2 separate regions of the Homo sapiens genome follow, and region 2 is linked to region 1. A link is a loop called in an ENCODE intact Hi-C map of the cell type or tissue named here. Cell type or tissue: heart right ventricle. All regions are shown on one strand. Links, peaks and the distances in the headings refer to the core of each region. The heading gives the core; the rest is flanking DNA. Region 1 has its middle 150 kb from the start of LINC00862. Region 2 overlaps NR5A2 (nuclear receptor subfamily 5 group A member 2).

What was found. Hi-C counts contacts between places; a loop is a spot of excess contacts. Peaks named below come from ENCODE experiments on the same cell type or tissue, not always from the same donor. Only the 100,000 strongest peaks of a DNase experiment are listed, where the experiment ranks them.
Region 2: a loop joins it to region 1, with 6 times the contacts of the local background. A loop is called at or near these places in 1 of 110 quality-filtered maps.

The regions. Positions count from the first base shown.
Region 1 is chr1:200,225,934-200,231,322 of GRCh38, reverse strand. No RefSeq gene overlaps it. Among named protein-coding and RNA genes, the nearest start is that of LINC00862, 150 kb to the left of the region's middle. RefSeq lists an enhancer at 3,888-4,575. In heart right ventricle, for the core only: no CTCF peak of the experiment used is centred there; no DNase peak of the experiment used is centred there; H3K27ac peaks cover 461 bases; H3K27me3 peaks cover 986 bases.
Region 2 is chr1:200,172,009-200,177,397 of GRCh38, reverse strand. NR5A2 (nuclear receptor subfamily 5 group A member 2) reads right to left here. Exons shown (of 8, transcript NM_205860.3): 8 at 1-3,435. The coding sequence ends at 3,188. Among named protein-coding and RNA genes, the nearest start is that of NR5A2, 150 kb to the right of the region's middle. In heart right ventricle, for the core only: no CTCF peak of the experiment used is centred there; no DNase peak of the experiment used is centred there.

The DNA.
Region 1 (5,389 bases), core at 103-5,102:
AGGTTCCAAGAGGAGAAAGGTTTCTAATGTCTCCCTAGTGGAAGGCATATGTATCTAGATATTGCATTTATGTCTCACAAAATCCAGGAAATACCTAGGAGTACAAATTTCTGAACCTGTTGGTTGATTTGAGATACTCTGGTAAAACTCAAGTCCTTTTGGCTCCTGTAAGAACTCAACTTCTCCATAGTTCTTCTTGCTAAGAAACTTGTCCATTCTAGACATCGATCCTTGTCAGGAATTGAGATTCCTTTTTGCTTCTTTGGGTAGATCCTCACTTCTTTATGTGCTCAGGTACAGGTAGAAGATCCTTTCTCCAAGGAGTGCTCCCCTTCTACCAGGTCAGCTCCTCAGCCATCACCTGGACAGCTGCTGAATGTCACCTAGAGTTTATTCCTTCCTTTCAGAGTGTAACAGCCTTAGTATACTCCAGGGTGACTTGGGTGTAAAAGAATGCAAAGTGAATAATGTTATTATCAGTAGGTGTCATGTAAACCTAGTGGTTTTTCTAGCTGATTTTTAAGCATGTCTGGAATTTTTCATGACTTTATTTATTTATTTATTATTTTAATTTTTGTAGAAATGGGGTCTTGCTTCATTGCCCTGGTTGGTCTCAAACTCCTGGCCTCAAGTGATCCTCCCGCCTTGGCCTCCCAGACTGCTGGGATTATAGGCATAAGCCACCACACCTGGCCTCATGAATTTTTTTTTTTTTGAGACAGGGTGTTACTCTGTCACCCAGACTGGAGTGCAGTGGCATAGTCATAGCTCACTGCAGTCTTGAACTTGGGCTCAAGCAAATCTCCTACCTCAGCCTCTGAGTAGCTGGGACTACGGGTGCATGCCACCAAGCCTGGGGGATTTTTTTTTTTATTTTTAATAGAGATGAGGTTCCTCCATGTTGCCCACGATGGTCTCAAACTCCTGAGCTCAAGCGATCCACCTGCCTCGGCCTCCCACAGTGCTGGGTCATGATTTTTAATTGTTTAAATTTTTCGATACTTCAATCCTTCATTCATTCATTCATTCATTCAGCGTCTACTATGTGCCAATGAAGTTTTAGGCTCTGGGGACATGGCTGTGAATAAGACAGAGAAGCCTCTACACTCATTGAGCTAACATTCTAATGATGGTGGAGTGACACAATAAATGTAGAAATAAAAGATCAGGTAGTAATATGAGCCATGCAGAGAAGTGTGACAGGTGAAACAATACCCAATGCTTCGGTAGCGCATTTAGACTGAAAGGCCAGGGGAGGCCTCACTGACCTTTAAGCTGAGATATGAATGGCAAGAAACATCCAGCCATATGAAGACCTGGAGGATGAAATTTTAGGCAAGAAAGAGCCATGTCTCTCTTTTCCTTTTTCTTTCTTTCTCTTTTTCTTTTTTTTTTTTTGAGATGGAGTCTTTCTCTGTCTCCCAGGCTGGAGTGCAGTGGTGCAATCTTGGCTCACTGCAACCTCTGCCTTCCATGTTCAAGAGATTCTTCTGCCTCAGCCTCCCGAGTAGCTGGGACTACAGGTGCGTGCCACCATGCCCGGCTAATTTTTTTATTTTTAGTAAAGGCAGGGTTTCATCATATTGTCCAGGCTGGTCTCGAACTCCTGACCTTAGGTGATCCACCCACCTCGGCCTCCCAAAGTGCTGGGATGACAGGCGTGAGCCTCCGCGCCAGGCCAGCCATGTCTCTTTAAGGAATGGAGAGAGGACAGGGAACTGGAACATGCTGGATGACGGGGAGCAGAATTTAATCGAGGTTCAGCTATTTGTGTAGGAATAATTCCCCACTCCTCTCATTGTATGTACTAAAAATTGAGTACATCATGTTCACTTATTCCAGAAAAATGTAGTGAGTGTGTCTGCTATGTGCCCAGCACTGTTAAGTGCTGAGTGTATAGTAGTAAGAAAGATGGAGTACCTGTCCCCAAGAAACCTCAGCCTGGGGAGGGGGCTTGAGAAGGAAGCAGACATTTACGATGAAGGGTGATAGATGGTATGATAAGGAAAAGCGCAGTGGGCTGTAGGAAAATCATCTACCCTCGTCAAGCGCTGGACTATTGAGAGAGGCTTCCTGGGGTAAGCAAAGCCTAATTTGAGACTTGAGGTACAAGTAATAATTGGCCAGACAAAGGATGAAAAGACAGCATTTTGGTGAGGAATCACCTAAGCCAGGGTCAGGATTTGAATGAGAACAGAGCTTATTATGGGGATTGCATAGTGCCGTGTGAATGGAGTAAAGGGGTGGGTTTTTACAAGATGTGTTAATTGCACTTAATAATGTAATACATGGATCCTTTTTGTTTGTTTGTTTGTTTGTTTGTTTGTTTTTGAGACAGAGCCTCACTCAGTCACCCAGGCTGGAGTGCAGTGGTGCCATCTCGGCTCACTGCAACCTCCACCTCCTGGGTTCAAGCGATTCTCGTGCCTCAGCCTCTTGAGTAGCTGGGACTACAGGTGTGTGCCACCAAGCCTTGTTAATTTTTGTATTTTTAGTGGAGACAAGGTTTCACCATGTTGGCCGGGCTGGTCTCGAACTCCTGACCTTAAGTGATCTTGGCCTCCCAAAGTCCCAGGATTATAGGCATGAGCCACTGTGCCCAGCCCATGAATCCATTTTTAAATTCCAGAAACAGTGTATCATCACGAGAGATTACAGAGCATAAAAGGAGGAAAGAAATTTAAAATGTTTGTAGTTTTCATAGCAAACTTTTACTCTGGGGGTAATTCTTGTATCCTAGTGACAGTTTTATAGGCTCAAATTTTCTTCATGATAGAAGTCAATGTTCAGAAAGGAGAGTCTGTAGTTTCTTGCTCGATCCTGGCATTTACTTTTGTAATACACCCCAGGTAAATCATGTGTCACTTGTTTTCAGTAACTGATACAGCACTTTTATAAACAAGTTATCTTGGTAACAAAGGATATAGCACCAGCAGGAAGGAAGGTCAAGAAGAGACGAGGGTAACTGGGGAAACATATAATGCCTGACCACGTTTTTTTTTTTTTTCCTGGGGAGAAGTGTTTTGCCTCAGAAAAGTGTCACGTGGGCATCACTTTGTTCCATTTAATGTATGCATTGATGCTGAGATTTCGGAAGTACAGAGTTCTGTTGTTTGTATCTGCCTGACACACACAATCATTGGAAAGTGAAAAAGGAAAGGAATCTGTTCATTGTATGTGAAGCAAAAATGCAACATCCTGACCCTGACGGGAAACTCAATTTTCGTGTTGTTCTTGTCAAGCATTTGAGTGCGTTGGAATACTCCAAGGGCTGAAGGCACACATTCGGTGTGGTGAATGGAATTAGGTTTAGTGAAACTGATTCATTGTGCAGTCTTGCTAGATTGGAAAACTATGGTATTTAGTCTTCTGTTAATATATGCAATACATTAACAGAGTAGCTGGCAGATCCTTTTTGAAAATATCATCTCACAAGGACATGTTTTACAAATTTAAAGATGAATGCTTTGCAATGAATGTGCCTTTTCTTATATCATGAAAATTCAGTTGACTCTGAATGATTATCTGAATGGTTTGCAGGAAAAGTTGGAATTAAGGCAGAGTCTTCTGTTGATGAGTGTGAACTTTTGTGTACTAGAAGTAATTACTCGTTTATGTGTGTACAAAAAGACAAGTCTCCTTAGGAGACTGCATATAGAAATATCTGTTTCCCAATAAGAGTTCCAGAAAAATCCATTGATTTCTAATTTTCTATGAAGAGTCCAGATGAAAATTACCAAGTATTTTGTAGTCTTTATTTTAGTGTGTATTTTAAACTATTATTTATGAAAGATAAAACTGCAGTTTTGTATATATCTCTATATATCTAACTATATCTGCATATACCTGACTATACATAAAAGTGATACGGTACCATTTCAACTTAGAACTTTAAAAAGAAATGATTATAGTAGAATGGTGAAAAGAGGAGCCAGAAGTTCTGGGACACAAACGTTTTCTTTTGCACTCTGATTTCAGGAACTTATGTCAGAACTTCCTTCATTTGTACAAATAACCAACATAGTCAGGTGGTCCACAAAGTCTGGACCCAGGCAAATATACAGGATGGCATTAGGAACATCTTCAATCTTTACTAAGAATTGTATTATATGATTTGTTTCCTGACTTTATGGACAGCCTGTATTAAACAGCTGCTTTGTGAAGGTGCTGTGCAAGAGAAGCACACAGCATGTTGCAGCATGCCTGCTCCTGCAACCCAAAGGCTGTGTCTTCACCTGCTCCCACCACTCTTCTGCCTGCCCGGGGCAGGTGCATGTACCCTTTCCAAAGTTTCTGAACTTGAAATTATTGGGCAAATACATCTTAGAAAGGGAAAATGATAATACAAAGTAGCAGATAATGAAAATGAAGGGACAGTCAGCTATAGGGGATCAGAGGCAGGGGGAAGTCATCACAGGCTTGGGTGAGTCAGGAAGGCTTCCTGGAGAAAGTGGGACTTAGACTGAGCATTTTGGGTTAAGTACAGATGATGAGGATGGGGTGGCCCTTCTGGGCAGAGAAAAACGTATGCTCCTGTTTGATCGCCACTGAATGTAATTTGTGAACTTCTCTAAAGGTGCTCCAGGAATCGCAGGTGCTACCCAGCACTTCCTGTGCCTCATTTGTAAAATCGGGGATTGAGTCTAATCTCAGAGGCCCCTTGTAGCTCTGTGGTTAATTGTGATTTATAAGCAACAAGGCTTCCTGCCTCTGGTTACCTTCAAGAACAAACGACAAAAACCATTTGACACATTTTTTTCTTCAGTACCATCTTATTGCAAACCTCACATTTCTGATGCGAAGATCTTTGTCATTCTTCCCTTTGCCAGGGCGAATCTTCTTGTCCCTTCCCCGGGCCTTTTCTTTATCTGCTGATTGAGACTAAACTGATCATTTAGCACATGGCAGGAAGCCGTGGGTGCTGAATCATCATTTCTCGCCTAATCTATTCTCATGCAGCTGGCTCCCTTGCAGTCCTTCAGCCTAGATGAAGAGAGAAAAGAGGGTGAGAGAATTCAATTCCCAAGTCAGGCACTCGAAATGAGAAAAGGCTTTCCTGCCTGAGAGGTGTTCAGAGGAATCTGGTATGACAGATTTGAGCCAAAGCTGTGAAAAGAGTGAAAGACACCAGGATAGAGAAATCGGGGTGTTGCAGAGTGGTTGATTGGGTGCTTCTAAATTTCACAACGTGAAAAACACTGACAGTATAAAGCTATGTCTTAGAAATTTCAGAAGCAGGCTGTCACCTCTGCCTAGAACTGCATTACCCCTCCCTAAATAACACGAATTCTGAATTTTCTGAAGAATTAAACTTTTTTTTTTTTTTGAGACAAGGTCTCACTCTGTCACCCAGGCTGGAGTGCAGTGGCACAATCTTGGCTCACTGCAG
Region 2 (5,389 bases), core at 253-5,252, 54 kb after region 1:
CAATATTTATTGAAATACTGAAAAAAAAAATTCCATTTTGTTGAGAAGTTCCTGGCAAGAACTGACATGACAATATGTATTTCATTGATACAGTAAGAAAACATCAACAAGTAACTGACTTCACACTCTAAACATTGCATGGATTCAAGTCCAAGGCAGCTGCAGATCTGTGATACAAATAATCAGACATTAGAGATTGTCTGTTTACAAACATAGAGCAACTATAATAAACCAAGTTAAGCCAAAAACCTTTATATTTGAGTCTGCTTTTACCGGCAAATCCTGTAATTGATAAGGCAGTTGCTAAGTAAATGCCAGGTTACAAATCGGCTAACAATCAACATTAGAGAAACTTCACTTGTCAACCTTGGGTGAACAGACGCTGGCTGTGACGCTTTCTTGCTTATCAGCTCCTGTCGTTGGTGTGATCAGCAGTGTGGATGTAACCCGCTGTGTTGCCCGTCTTTCTAATCATTCTCATGATTTAATCTACCAGGTTAACAACATACCAATATGTGACATTTTTTAGGTTTAATTTTCAGTGGGGAGCACTGTATCTTTAAAATAAGAGAACATAGATTTTAAGAGTCAACGTAGCCAGGTATGCTGGCATGCACCCCTAGTCCCAGCTATGGGGGAGGCTGAGGCAGGAGGAATGCTTGAGCCCAGGAGTTCAAGGCCAGCCTGGGCAACATGTGAGATCAAGATCCCGCCTCTTAAAATAAAAAATAAAATAAAATAAAAATCAACATATTTGTTTTTTTGGCAATGTTAAAGACCCTCCAAATAGTTATAGTCAAATCTTATAATTGTCTCCATCCACATTACACATGCATGATAGAACCGTTTCATTAACTGTTGACCACACCATTCCTCTCCATGTATCTTCTAGCCAACTTGTTTTTCAGCTGGGGAGGGCAATGATGCTGCTGTTCTCTGTAATGCTTTGGGTATGAGCTCTGATCGGCGATTTTGCATTGTCCTTTGAGCCACGAAGATAACACGGGTGACTGAGACTGCGCATGAGTCAACGCCCAGCTTACCTAATGTGTACCCTTCATGTGGATGAGTATTAGAGGTGATTAATAAACATAATAAAATAATCCTCTTTGTACACACAGAAGTAATAACTAATATCTTTGGTATACAATTTACAATGCTTGGAAAGGAAAACCAGGTAAGACTCCACCTTGTTGAGTTTACTTGAAAACCAGAGGAAGCTACAAGTCACATAATTTACAATAGATATTAAATAAACTACAGTAGGAATGATGAAGATTTACAGACATTTAATCAAGTGAATGATTTTAATTCATTAAGACTCTTCTATGTCCCTGAACTAAGTTCCACTAATTTGAAGACATGCTACAGTAAACACATATATTTGGTTTCTTCAGTCTTGGCTATATCTTATACAAAGGTGAAACCAAGAAACAATAAATTAGCATCATAATTGTCTACAGTTGAAAGTATGATATACAATATAAATACACTACTCAAAAGCCAGAAATATTTATGAAAAAATTAAGGGACTAGGAGATACTTTTATTTTTTACAGTTTCTACAAAGTGATTGTGCCGCCGATAATCTCAAAAAAATTAAAGTCTAAATGAGATTCCCGTTTTTGATTTTAGTGTCTCACGACATAGAATAATTAAGTACTGTTAAAAATAATTACCAATCAGAAAAATAACATTAAGGAAATTACCGCTTTTGCTATTTTGTTATATCACAGATCCCCCTGCCCCTCAGGACCTAAAGAATGTAAACACTATATCTTATTTGACTTTAAAGTATTAATACTTTATTTTAAACAAATGTTGATCCACATCTGCACAGCTACCTTTTAAAATTGTGAAATAAGGCAAGACTTTCATACCTGTGGCATCGCATGTTAATAATACTGATAATAGTCATTTGAAGAATTTGCGATTCTTTGTCCTCCCATATTTGTTCTACAGCAGACTTTGGTCTATGACTTAAAAAGGTCAGTATCACTCTCTTCCTTTCCCCTTTGGGGAAGATTTGAATTACTTTAATATCTTTCCAGGACACATGTAAAAATCACCATTTCCATCCCAACTCTTGAGGATGTTCAATTGCAGCAAGAATGAACCTTGAGTCAATACATCACCTCATCCTTTCCTTTCTCTTTGCATAGATTAACATGCGTCAATTTTGTTTCCAACTACTTAGAACTGTGACTATTTGACATCCTAGCAAAATGTGTTTAATGTTGTATTTTTAAATGAACTACAAACTTGGATGATGAAAAAGACTGATGTATACTAACAAGACTTCCTGCCAGAAATTTTTTATGAAATCCAACAATGCCAAAGCCACATTTCAGCAACAGTAGCAGAAATAAGGTCTAAGTTGCTTTAGCTATGGAGCATTTGCTTTGAAAGTTTGTAGTCATTTCCCTTAATATTAATTAACACTTACATAAGATGAGGGATACTGCCTGCATTTTCTTAACATCATGAACACGAGACAAAACAACCCTCAGAACATATTTAAAATGGCAAGCTAACATATTAATAGAATTTCCTATTAGCTGTTTGCAGGTCTAAGACACAGACACTCAAAATTAGGCTGTTCATGATTTGGTGGAGCTACCACTGGGTGTGGCTGAACACAGGTCCTTAGTACAGATTCGGTGACCACAGGGCAGAGGTGCTGGGGCCTTCAAAGGAAGAGGGAGGGGCTATTGTAGGTACAGCTGATGCATTCTTGAGAATTGTTTCAGTTCAGCTTTACCATGGAGGAATCCTGTAAGCTCAAATCCCCCGCTGTATAAGCCTAATTAATAAGATTAGTTCCTAAATTTCTTCATAGTGGAGATCAGTTTAAATATACAAGAACCGTTCTGTCCGTTTTTCTTCTGACCGTGTTGGTATCCATCTGTGAGTTCAATCCACTCCATTACAATGTCTTTTATATGGAATCCTCTGGGGCTGTGAAGCCTTTGATTCACAGTTTGCAATACAAATACCCTGATACATCATTTATTTGCTATTAAGTATTTGATTATTATGCCTTTTTAAATTCAATATCTTTAAAGCAAGTTTTTAATTAGCGTTACTTGGAGCAGTTCAGAGTACTTTTTTTCTTCCTGTTCTTCTTCCCCCTCCCCACTCCCCCAATCTCTTTTTGTTTTGAAAGCAGAGCTCCTAGGGGTTGTAACTTATGCTCTTTTGGCATGCAACATTTCAATGAGAAGGTTATTATAGGGCACATCCCCGTTCAGGTGCTTGTAGTAGAGGTATTCTTCAGCCTGCATACTGATGGCCCGGATTTCGGGTAGTCGAAGAAGTAGCTGTCCAAATTTCTCTGTCTGCTGCGGGTAGTTACACATTGTGTAGTCCAGCAGGGCGGCATTGACTTGTTCCTGGACACCTTCTACCAGCTGGAAGTTTTCAAGGTTTTTGACATCTGCATTAAAAAAAAAAAAAAAAAAAGCAACATTTCAATAGCATTTCAATTCCTGTTTACTAAAGCAATGTGTTCAATTAATGGATGTATTTTCCTTTTGACATAAACATACTTTACATGCTGCTGAATATTCAGTAAACCCCACTCACCAAACTTCCTGGGAAAAGGATCACAAAAGAGCTTTAGAAGAATGTCTTGTTGAAATTCTGCATATACCTCAAATCAATTAGACACCAGTGGATTTTGAGCAAGGTCAACTCTTTTCATATCTTACAAAAGGAAAGGATTGAGGATTCCTAAAGTAGAGGGATCTTAATATATTGCCAGCAAATGAGTCCCTGGAGAAAGACCTATCTTAACCCAGTATATTACACAATTCATATAATTCTGTATTAATTTTTCTGACCCAAGGTGAAATCTGTGTCCAGGGTATGATGTAGTTAATTCTAATAAAAAGTGACAGGATTCTTGTTTCTGTTTGACATTTTCTAAATGATTCTGAAAGTCTTTGACTTGTCTAGCCTATGCTAATGAACCATCTGGTACACTCCAGTGACTGCCAACAGAATATTCGCTACTGGGAACTCTCTAAAATATATATCTTGGTGACTAATGATCTTTATCAAATGAGAGCCTTGTCCTTTAGGCAGAACACAAGCCAGGATGGTCAGTGCCCTTTAACCTGCATGTAGTTTCTAAAGTCTGATACTCTGTGTTTCTTTTTTTTCTTCTGGTCACTCATGTAGAGAAGATGAGCAAAGGCATTTCATTCCGCCTAACTCCTGATGACTATGCAGTTGTTTTTAGACATCTGCCCTAAAGGTCCTTATAAATACTGAATAAGAGAGAAAGCCAGAATAAAAAAAGACAGACTGACATACAAACACACACACAGACAATAGGCAAGGGAAAACGGTATGCTGGAATTTCTCTTCTGGGGTTGATTTATGTTAACAGTATGACTTTTATATGATGTGTACATAGAAGCCTCTGGAAAAAATAGACAGATACGTGTGTGTGTTTACATACACCCATGCTCAGAAAGTAAACAGATGCAGCCACCCTGCCCTGCTTTATTTTCTAATTGGACAAAAATAAATAAGAAAGAGAATATGGAGAAAACCACACAGTACTATGACTAAAAGGATAAAGATACTAAACTCGGTTCAAGTAATTCATACCCACTATATACTGTTTTGGGCATTATATACTGTTGAACTTAACCTACATATGTGTACATGTCCATCTTGTTATTTCTAAATGGCTTTACACTGGGCTGTCATACATTCGCTGTTGAAGTGTGTTCAGGACGATTTCAGTGTTTACATTTGGGCCATAGCTTTGCATTAAACATGCTTCCCCTTTCCATCCCCAAGTCTCTGACCCAAATTAAAAACAGTGAGGAATTAGTACTGAAATAGTTATGTAGTGAGTTGGTACCATATCTCTTTCAAAGTGAGATGGCAGACTCAAACATAGTTGATTATTCATTGATGAGTTGTACAAACATAAATACTACACAATAAGGAGCTCTGAGTCTTCCGGTGGCATTTAAATTGGCAACCACATTGGTGTGCTCTGGACATTTTACCCATGCGGCACTTTACAGTTAGTAAAGCATATTCCACCTGTCTTATTTAATATATTTTAAAAATGATTTTAAGTTACTTAAAAATATTTATAAGTATGGCTATGTATCCAGAGTCATACTTGGTTCAAAATTGCAAAATATAAACAATCAGAAATACCTTCAATATGTCCTACCTTGGTACATGATAGAAAAATCTACATTTGTTTTGCATTATAGTGATTAAAACATGACTATTAAAAATTTGAAATGCAGTATTATTTTACGCTACAGTGAAAAATACTCTCACCAGCAAGCAAAGCTAGTAACAGTCAGAGATTAATAGAGAGGATGTAGAAATTTGCATAGAATGAATGTAAAATGTAA